Regions from separate parts of the Homo sapiens genome. Here regions 1 and 2 are each linked to region 3. The links are chromatin contacts, found by Hi-C or POLR2A ChIA-PET in ENCODE. All regions are on one chromosome and are shown on one strand. Each heading gives the region's core, a stretch centred on a gene start or an enhancer-like site at or near the end of the contact. The rest is flanking DNA. Distances are from core to core; before and after follow the strand shown. Region 1 has its middle 14 kb from the start of CLEC10A. Region 2 has its middle 6.8 kb from the start of ASGR2. Region 3 holds the start of BACC1 (BPTF associated chromatin complex component 1).

Region 1 (2,709 bases), core at 14-2,513, 79 kb after region 3:
ACTTGAGCTCAGGAGTTTGAGACCAGCCTGGGCAACATGGCAAAACTCCATCACTACGAAACAATACAAAAATGAGCCGGGTGTGGTGGGTTGCACCTGTGGTCCCAGCTACTCTGGAGGCTGAGGTGGAAAGGTGAACTCAGCTGTACACCCACCAGCTGTACACTCACTGCAGGAGGCCGAGGCTGCAGTGAGCCATCATTGCACCATTGACTCCAGCCTAGGCGACAGAGGCACTGTCTCAAAGTAAAAAAAAAAAAAAAAAAAAAAAAAAAAAAAAAAAAGAAATTGAATTCATAGTTTAAAACCTTCCAAAACAGAAATCACCAGCCCAGATGGCTTAACTAGCGAATTCTACCACACATTTAAAGATGAAGTAACACCAATTCTACGCAATCTCTTCCAGAAAATAGAAGAGGGACCACTTCCCAACTCATTTTCTTAGGCTAGCATTTGCTCTGCTCCTGAAAGCAGACAAAGGTAATACAAGTAAAGAAAACTACAGACCGATATCTCTCATGAACATAGACATAAAAGTCTCAACAAAATATTAGCAATTGGAAACTAGCAATACATGAAAGGATAATATACTATAACTAAGTAGTGCTTATCTCAGGCCTGAAAGACTGGTTCAATATTCGGAAGTCAATTAATATAATCCAGCATATTAACAGTCTAAGAAGAAAAGCAACAAAATTGTATCCACTCATGGAGAGAAGGCATTAGACAAAATTCAATATCCATTTATGATTTTTTTAAATACTCTTAGTACACTAGGAATAGAAGGAAAGTTCCCCAATCTGATAAAGGGCATCATCTACTAATATGTCATTCATTGTTATTCAATAGACTTTTTTTGGATTTTTCTTCCTATACATTCAGCTGTCAAAGACAGTTTTAATTTCAGGTCTCAAAAGTCCAGCCCAGACTAAAGCAAACCTTTTTTTTTTTTTTTTTTTTTTTTGAGATGGAGCCTCGCTCTGTCGCCCAGGCTGGAGTGCAGTGGCGCGATCTCGGCTCTGCAACCTCCGCCTCCCAGGTTCAGGCAATTCTGCCTCAGCCTCCCGAGTAGCTGGGACTACAGAAACACACCACCACACCCTGCTAATTTTCTGTATTTTTAGTAGAGACGGGTTTTCACCATGTTAGCCAGGATGGTCTCAATCTCCCGACCTCATGATCCGCCTGCCTCGGCCTCCCAAAGTGCTGGGATTACAGGCGTGAGTCACCACGCCGGCCGATTTTTTTCTTAACACTCAGCACCACTGTCTGTCTGTCGGAGGACTGCCTTCACGCCGCTACAGAAGGCAGGAAGTCACAGAATGGATGATAGCCCGTGACTGTTGCGTTCTGAGGTGTGAGTACTCCAGCTCCCCTGTTCCTAATGGGGGCAACTCTGAGATGTGACCTACACTGTTTCCAATGCTCCCCAGTGGGATTGAGATAGTTACACCACCACCAACAATGCAAGGCTTGCCTTCGAGCACTTCCTGATGAATTCCTTTCCCAAGAACCAAGCTCTCACAGCGAGCTTCAATTGCATGCACGCTTGCCTTCCTTCCCTTCCTCTTCCTGATTCCCCATTCTCCTGTCCACTTCTCCTAAGAGCACTTTCTAGTGAATCACTTTCATAAGAATCATCTCGGGGACTGACTGAGAGAAGCCAGGACTGGAGTCCTGGGAGGTTCTGTTCCTCCTTTCTGTTTCTTTTCCTCTTCTCAGTACTCCTCAAGGGCTGGGTCAAGGGAGAGAAGAATGCAAGGAAACCAGCGCTGCCATCTGTGCTAGTGTGGCAGTCGAGGAGGTCTTCACAGCAAGCATCCGACACTGGCTTTCATGAGGTCTATTGGGGGTGTCCAGAGACCCCCGCAGGATCTTTTGTGACCCAGCCGTTCACCACCAGTTCCTGCCCAGATGAAAACTGTACACCCACCGCCTCTTACAGCCTCGCTCTGCCATGCAGTCCTCTTGGGCAGGGTCCTTCCTAGCTGGCTCAAGCCTGACATCTATAGAGTCGCCTCGGCTCACGGGTTCTCTGACATTATGCTGCCAGACTACCAAGTGCAGCCTGATTGACTGGTGGACGGGGCAACTCCAGCCCAGATGTTTGTCTTCAGACTTCTCCTGTCAAGAAGCAGAGATGAGTCTGTTTCTTCACAACTGCCACAAAACTCCTGAGGACACAGCCATAGCCTCCACTAAAACTCTTCTTGCCCCTCTCACGTAGCATTCCACAGTGGTCCCAGTGGTGTCTGCATCTTATAAGGCTACCATCAGGCCTGGCAGGGAGATGCTCGTGTTATCCCCTGGCAGACAACCACTGTCTCTACAAACAGTTCCCTTGCAACTCTATTATCTCACTGATAGAGGTTTAAAGAAGCATTCCCCTTCCTGTGGAGGGAAAAAGTGTTGAATCCCTTGCTACACATCTAAGAATTCCCTTGAGGCCGGGCGCGGTGGCTCACGCCTGTAATCCCAGCACTTTGGGAGGCCGAGGCAGGTGGATCACTTGAGGTCAGGAGTTCGAGACCAGCGTGGCCAACATGGTGAAACCCTGTCTGTACTAAAAACACAAAAAGGAGCCAGGCATGATGGCGGGTGCCCGTAATCCCAGCTACTCAGGAGGCAAAGGTAGGAGAATCACTTGAACCCAAGAGGTGGAGGTTGCAGTGAGCCGAGATCGCGCTACTGCACTCCAGCCTGGGTGAC
Region 2 (2,700 bases), core at 23-2,522, 110 kb after region 3:
CAAGGAAAATTTTTTTCAACCTAGAATTGTAGACTCAAATGATCCATGGCACGAGAGGGGAGGCTACAGAACTGTCAGATATTCCAGTTCTCAGACTATTTATCTCCTACTCCCATGTGAGGAATTACCCCAGAAAGTGAGGAAATTATCCAAAAACAACACATGTAGAAGAACATCTCAGTATAAGCCTTTTTCATTATTAGGAAAGAAAATCTTATTCAGCTTTTTCTGTATTTTTTGCCTACAGGCTGACTTTTTTTCTTATAATGCAAACTGGTGAAATTCCAGAACCTGGCCTTGGAAATGCAAGTCACCATAAAGAACATGAGTTTAAGGTCTGGGCATGGTGGCTCTCGCCTGTAATCCCAGCACTTTGGGAGGCCAAGGCGGGCAGATCACCTGAGGTGGGGAATTCAAGATCAGCCTGACCAACATGGAGAAATCCTGTCTCTACTAAAAATACAAAATTAGCTGGGTGTGGTGGTGGGTGCCTGTAATCCCAGCTACTCAGGAAGCTGAGCCAGGAGAATCGCTTGAACCCGGGAGGCAGAGGTTGCGGTGAGCCAAGATTGCGCCATTGCACTCCAGCTTGGGCAACAAGAGCGAAACTCGGTCTTTAAAAAAAAAAAAAAGAACATGAGTTTAAGGAAGCAGTAGAGACTCTCCTATGATAAGCCGTCAAAGTGAGAACGTTTACTAACTCCCCATCTTGTTCTCTCATGTACTGTGGAAACCTAGGTGGGCACTTATAATTCCTGCTGACTTTCGGCCGGGCGTGGTGGCTCACGCCTGTAATCCCAACACTTTGGGAGGCAGAGGTGGGCGGATCACGAGGTCAGGAGATCGAGACCATCCTGGCTAACACGGTGAAACCCTGACTCTACTAGAAATACCAAAAATTAGCCAGGCGTGGTAGCGGGTGTCTGTAGTCCCAGCTACTCGGGAGGCTGAGGCAGGAGAATCACTTGAACCCGGGAGGCAGAGATTGCAGTGAGCCGAGATCGCGCCACTACACTCCAGCCTGGCAGAAAAGAGCCAGACTCTGTCTCAAAAAAAAGAAATTGTTAGCGAAACATCAGGAGTTCAGTCTAAGTCCTGCGGCTTTGCTGCACACAGAAAGCCAATCACTGAGATGATGAGTAGTGCCAAGGAAGAAGGCTTTAAATCAGGTGCTGCAGCCAAAGAGATGGCAGCTGTCTCAAATCCATCTCCTGGACTGACTAAAACCAGGGGTTATATAGCAGGGAAGAAATGTAACAATGTGTCAGAAAACAGGAACTAGGGAGGTGCAAGGAGGCATTTGGTGCGTGATCTGGTGAGTTTCAGTTCTTCCATACATTTCTTTTTTTTTTCTGAGACGGAGTCTTACTCTGTCACCCAGGCTGGAGTGCAGTGGCACGATCTCAGCTCACCACAACCTCTGCCTCCTGGGTTCAAGCAATTCTCCTGCCTCAGCCTCCTGAGTAGCTGGGATTACAGGCACCCGCCACCACGCCCGGGTAATTTTGTATTTTTAGTAGAGACAGGGTTTTACCTTGTTGGTCAGGCTGGTCTTGAACTCCTGACCTACTATACGTTTTTGAGAGGACTGAAGGTACTTTCCTGAGGAAGGAACTCAAATCAAACAAATATAAGTTTCGTCCGGGCACAGTGGCCCACACCTGTAATCCCAGCACTTTGGGAGGCCAAGGCCGGTGGATCACGAGGTCAGGAGTTCAAGACTAGCCTAACCAACAGGGTGAAACCCCGTCTCTACTAAAAATACAAAGATTAGCCGAGCGTGGTGGTGGGCGCCTGTAATCCCAGCTACTCGGGAGGCTGAGGCAGGAGAATCACTTGAACCTGGGAGGCAGAGGTTGTGGTGAGCCAAGATCACGCCACCCTACTGCAGACTGGGCAACAGAGCAAGACTCCATCTCAAAAAATAAAAAAATAAACATATATATATATATGAGTTTCAAGCTTTAACGGCAGAAGGGTCAAGTTCTATGTTTATCCAAAACTGTCTGTGGAACTATAGGGCCGGTTTAAAAATCAGAAGAGGGGCACTGGCCCTTTCCTCTTCTCCTATGGGCATGATGGAATAACTGGGATTTGTAAGTCTGCTAGAATAACACTTAGCAAATAATTCGAATTAAGTTAACACTCAAGACACTGACTGTGGCTAAGAACGCCACAAAGGAAGTCCTCCTGAGAAAGAAGAATCTTATTTTAGAGAGTTTTTATTTTAAGAAATAGAAAACTGCCCTAAGGAAAACATTGCAAGATTAGAATAACTGGCATATCTCCAGTAAAAGCAAAAGAAACTATGCAAGAAGAGAAATGTTATGACAATAGAGTACTAGGTTCTGCAGGACATAACATTTACATAGACATGTAATGTGAACGTTTCATTTTCGTTTTTTTACTAAAGATGCTGATGTAACTGCATTTGGAAGACAGCAGTGGCTAAGAGCTAATCCTCATCTTGGGAAATAAGCAGTAGAATATTAATAAATCCCCTCTCCACTTTGTCCAATGGTCACCTGGCATTGGGAGGGATCTAGTTCGAGGAAAGCTGACCAGTAATTGTACTTTCCTGCCTCTGTATTATATTTTTATTTATTTATTTAAGATGGAATCTCGCTCTGTCGCCCAGGCTGGCATGCAGTGGCAGGATCTCAGGTGACTGCAACCTCCTCCTCCCAGGTTCAAGCGATT
Region 3 (2,700 bases), core at 58-2,557:
CGACCACTTGTCTCAATGTCACCACCTCACGCCCTGTTCCAGGTGGCTGAGTCCGAATCCAGTAACCACCACCTCGTTTTGGTTAATCTCAGGCTCGGGTGTTGTAGCAACATTGGAAATGGGAGGGGTTTACGAAGTGAACATGAGGTCAGGTGCCTGAATTCAACAGTCTACCCATTCCCCTTTTCCAGATAATGCTCGGAATATTTTTCAATGTCCATTCCGCTGTGTTGATTGAGGACGTTCCCTTCACGGAGAAAGATTTTGAGTAAGTATTCGGGTGGGGGAGGCGGGCTGGGAGCAGGTGGGAGGTGGCGAGGCCTAGGGTCAGAATTACGTCTGGGAGGCCCGGTGCTTAGGGCCCCTAGGTTAGAGGACTTGGAGAGGAGAGCGGCTTTCTTGAGAATGTGGTTAGGAGCCAGGGAGTCAGACCTCAGCGGCCATCCCAAACCCACCACCTTAGGTGTGACCTCTTTAGGTATTTTACTTTTCTGTGCTTCTCAGTCCACCTCTGCAAAATGGCTATGACAGATCTCACCCCATAGGATGGTCAAGAAGATTGAATAAAGTAATACACGTAACAGCGCCTAAACAGGTGTCGGGCACATAGTGCTCAGAAAATGTTGGCTCCTATTAAAGTTTGACCCCTTTGCTTCATTCCCACCCCCAGGAATGGCCCCCAGAACATATACAACCTTTACGAGCAAGTCAGCTACAACTGTTTCATCGCTGCAGGCCTTTACCTCCTCCTCGGAGGCTTCTCTTTCTGCCAAGTTCGGCTCAATAAGCGCAAGGAATACATGGTGCGCTAGGGCCCCGGCGCGTTTCCCCGCTCCAGCCCCTCCTCTATTTAAAGACTCCCTGCACCGTGTCACCCAGGTCGCGTCCCACCCTTGCCGGCGCCCTCTGCGGGACTGGGTTTCCCGGGCGAGAGACTGAATCCCTTCTCCCATCTCTGGCATCCGGCCCCCGTGGAGAGGGCTGAGGCTGGGGGGCTGTTCCGTTTCTCCACCCTTCGCTGTGTCCCGTATCTCAATAAAGAGAATCTGCTCTCTTCAGCCCTGTGTCTGTGCTTGAGTGGGGGCGAGCACGGGGCTGAGACTAGAGGTCGGCCTCTGCCTGGAAAGTCCCGATGTCTGAGCGGAAGTGGAGCGAAGTGTGGCGCGGAAGTGAGGCGAAGGCTTTCCCCATCGACTGGGCGCGCCGAGCGGTCTAAGCGACTGCGTCTGATGGGGCGGGGAGCCGCCGGGTTGAGCCTATCCGCTGCGGGGAGGGCGGGACTTCCTGCGCGGGGGCCCGAGCCGCTCAGTCTCCCTGCTCTCCGTGGTCCCGGCTCGCGTGTAGCGGCGGCGGCGGCGTCTCCGTGAGGAGGCGCGCGGGGCCATGACGTCAGCGTCCACAAAGGTTCGACCTCCCTCGCGGACAGCGCTCCCTGGCGGCCACGGGAGGGCGGGCCCCCCACTTGGCTCGCGGCTCTTCCGCCCCGGGCGGGGGGCGGGCGGGAGCCGAGCCTGGGGTGGGGCTAGGGGCTCCGGGCGGGACGGGGAGGGCGGGCGCCGGCCCCCCGTGACGCTGCCCCGCCCCCAGGTCGGAGAGATCTTCTCGGCGGCCGGCGCCGCCTTCACGAAGCTCGGGGAGCTGACGATGCAGCTGCATCCCGTGGCCGACTCTTCTCCTGCGGGGTACGTGAGCCCGGACTGGGACGTGGACGCTGAGAGCGGGCGCTTGGACTCGGTCACAGACACGGACCCTCTCTAGCACAGGGACAGACATTAGTTTCCCTTTGTGCGTGGCACAGCACAGAGTCGGTGTTAATAAATGATCGTTGGGTGAGGGAATGAATGACAGATAAAAATACAGACAGGCCCATAGCCCAGACTCCTGTTTCACAGTTCTCCCTGCTGCGAACGGGTCGACCACAAACCACCGCCACTCCCAACCACCCCAGTTCATGGAATTCCCCCAGACGGCTGCAGGCTGTGTTGGTGGGTCTGTTTTGAAAAGCCCTTCCTGGCGAGTTGGTTTCAGTGTGCTGTGTACAGCAGCCGTTTAACGTTGATGGTGGAAAGGGGTGTCTAAGGTGGAGGTGGTTGTGATTTCTTGTGATTGGGGTCCTCCCGGTTCCCGCAGGGCCTCAAGAGCTTTCCGCCTCCCCTTACGGAGGACCTCTTTATGCATCCGTGGAAGGGGTCCCAGAAATCGGAAGGAGGCGGCTGGTTGGCTGTGGGATGCATAGCCTGTGGGCGGGCTCCACACCCCCCCTCCCATTTTTGCTATCCCCCCTCTCCCCTTCTGACAGTGCGAAGTGGACGGAGACGGAAATAGAGATGCTGAGGGCTGCTGTGAAGCGATTTGGGGACGATCTTAATCACATCAGCTGTGTCATCAAGGAACGGACAGTGTGAGGGAGGGTGGCTGCCAGAAAAGGGCGGGTGGGCAGCCTTCTTCCTCCTTACCCAAGGTTCCATCGTCCTCAGAACTCCTTTCCAGCTCAGCTGCTTCCCTACTTTGTCACTAGTTTTTTAGAATCCCCTTGAGGACTGAAAGAATAGAATTGTCACAGTTGGTCAGAAGTTCCTAAAATGCTGTGGTAATCCTTCCAAGAATGTGAATTTAGGTTGCCTGAGATGCTGTTATTGTATTTGATGATGGAAGTCCCCTGGTTATTTATATAAATGTTTGAGGACCCCACTGCAGTGT

What was found. Hi-C counts contacts between places; a loop is a spot of excess contacts on that map. ChIA-PET counts read pairs that join two places held with the same protein, here RNA polymerase II (POLR2A). Pooled maps may share reads with other maps.
Region 1: a loop to region 3 is called in a pooled map, with 2.7 times the contacts of the local background. The contact joins the enhancer-like site here to the promoter of BACC1 in region 3. A Hi-C loop is called at or near these places in 2 of 50 pooled maps. POLR2A ChIA-PET finds 5 or more read pairs at or near these places in 3 of 52 experiments (A673, AG04450 and activated CD4-positive, alpha-beta T cell).
Region 2: a pooled map shows a loop between it and region 3 (3-fold over the local background). The contact joins the enhancer-like site here to the promoter of BACC1 in region 3. A Hi-C loop is called at or near these places in 1 of 168 maps with a recorded cell type or tissue (naive thymus-derived CD4-positive, alpha-beta T cell), 4 of 37 single-sample maps with no recorded cell type and 9 of 50 pooled maps. POLR2A ChIA-PET finds 5 or more read pairs at or near these places in 9 of 52 experiments (B cell, GM12878, H1 and 5 more).

Annotation. Positions count from the first base shown.
Region 1 is chr17:7,092,873-7,095,581 of GRCh38, forward strand. No RefSeq gene overlaps it. Among named protein-coding and RNA genes, the nearest start is that of CLEC10A, 14 kb to the left of the region's middle. RefSeq lists enhancers at 1,736-1,835, 1,926-2,025. Within about 2 kb of position 1,264, at least 3 of the 41 ENCODE cell types and tissues checked have a DNase peak (open chromatin) inside an H3K27ac peak, as active enhancers do.
Region 2 is chr17:7,120,224-7,122,923 of GRCh38, forward strand. No RefSeq gene overlaps it. Among named protein-coding and RNA genes, the nearest start is that of ASGR2, 6.8 kb to the left of the region's middle. RefSeq lists a silencer at 1,619-1,718. Within about 2 kb of position 1,273, at least 4 of the 41 ENCODE cell types and tissues checked have a DNase peak (open chromatin) inside an H3K27ac peak, as active enhancers do; they include GM12878, where a contact is called at or near this core.
Region 3 is chr17:7,013,475-7,016,174 of GRCh38, forward strand. It overlaps BACC1 (BPTF associated chromatin complex component 1), which reads left to right and starts at 1,308. Exons shown (of 6, transcript NM_174893.4): 1 at 1,308-1,404; 2 at 1,588-1,682; 3 at 2,300-2,401. The coding sequence starts at 1,384. It overlaps RNASEK (ribonuclease K), which reads left to right. Exons shown (of 3, transcript NM_001004333.5): 2 at 192-268; 3 at 671-1,058. The coding sequence ends at 812. It overlaps RNASEK-C17orf49 (RNASEK-C17orf49 readthrough), which reads left to right. Exons shown (of 8, transcript NR_037717.1): 2 at 192-268; 3 at 671-1,404; 4 at 1,588-1,682; 5 at 2,300-2,401. It overlaps MIR497HG (mir-497-195 cluster host gene), which reads right to left. Exons shown (of 3, transcript NR_038310.1): 3 at 2,344-2,540. RefSeq lists enhancers at 770-1,270, 1,021-1,150, 1,621-2,121, 2,534-2,700 and a silencer at 1,241-1,690.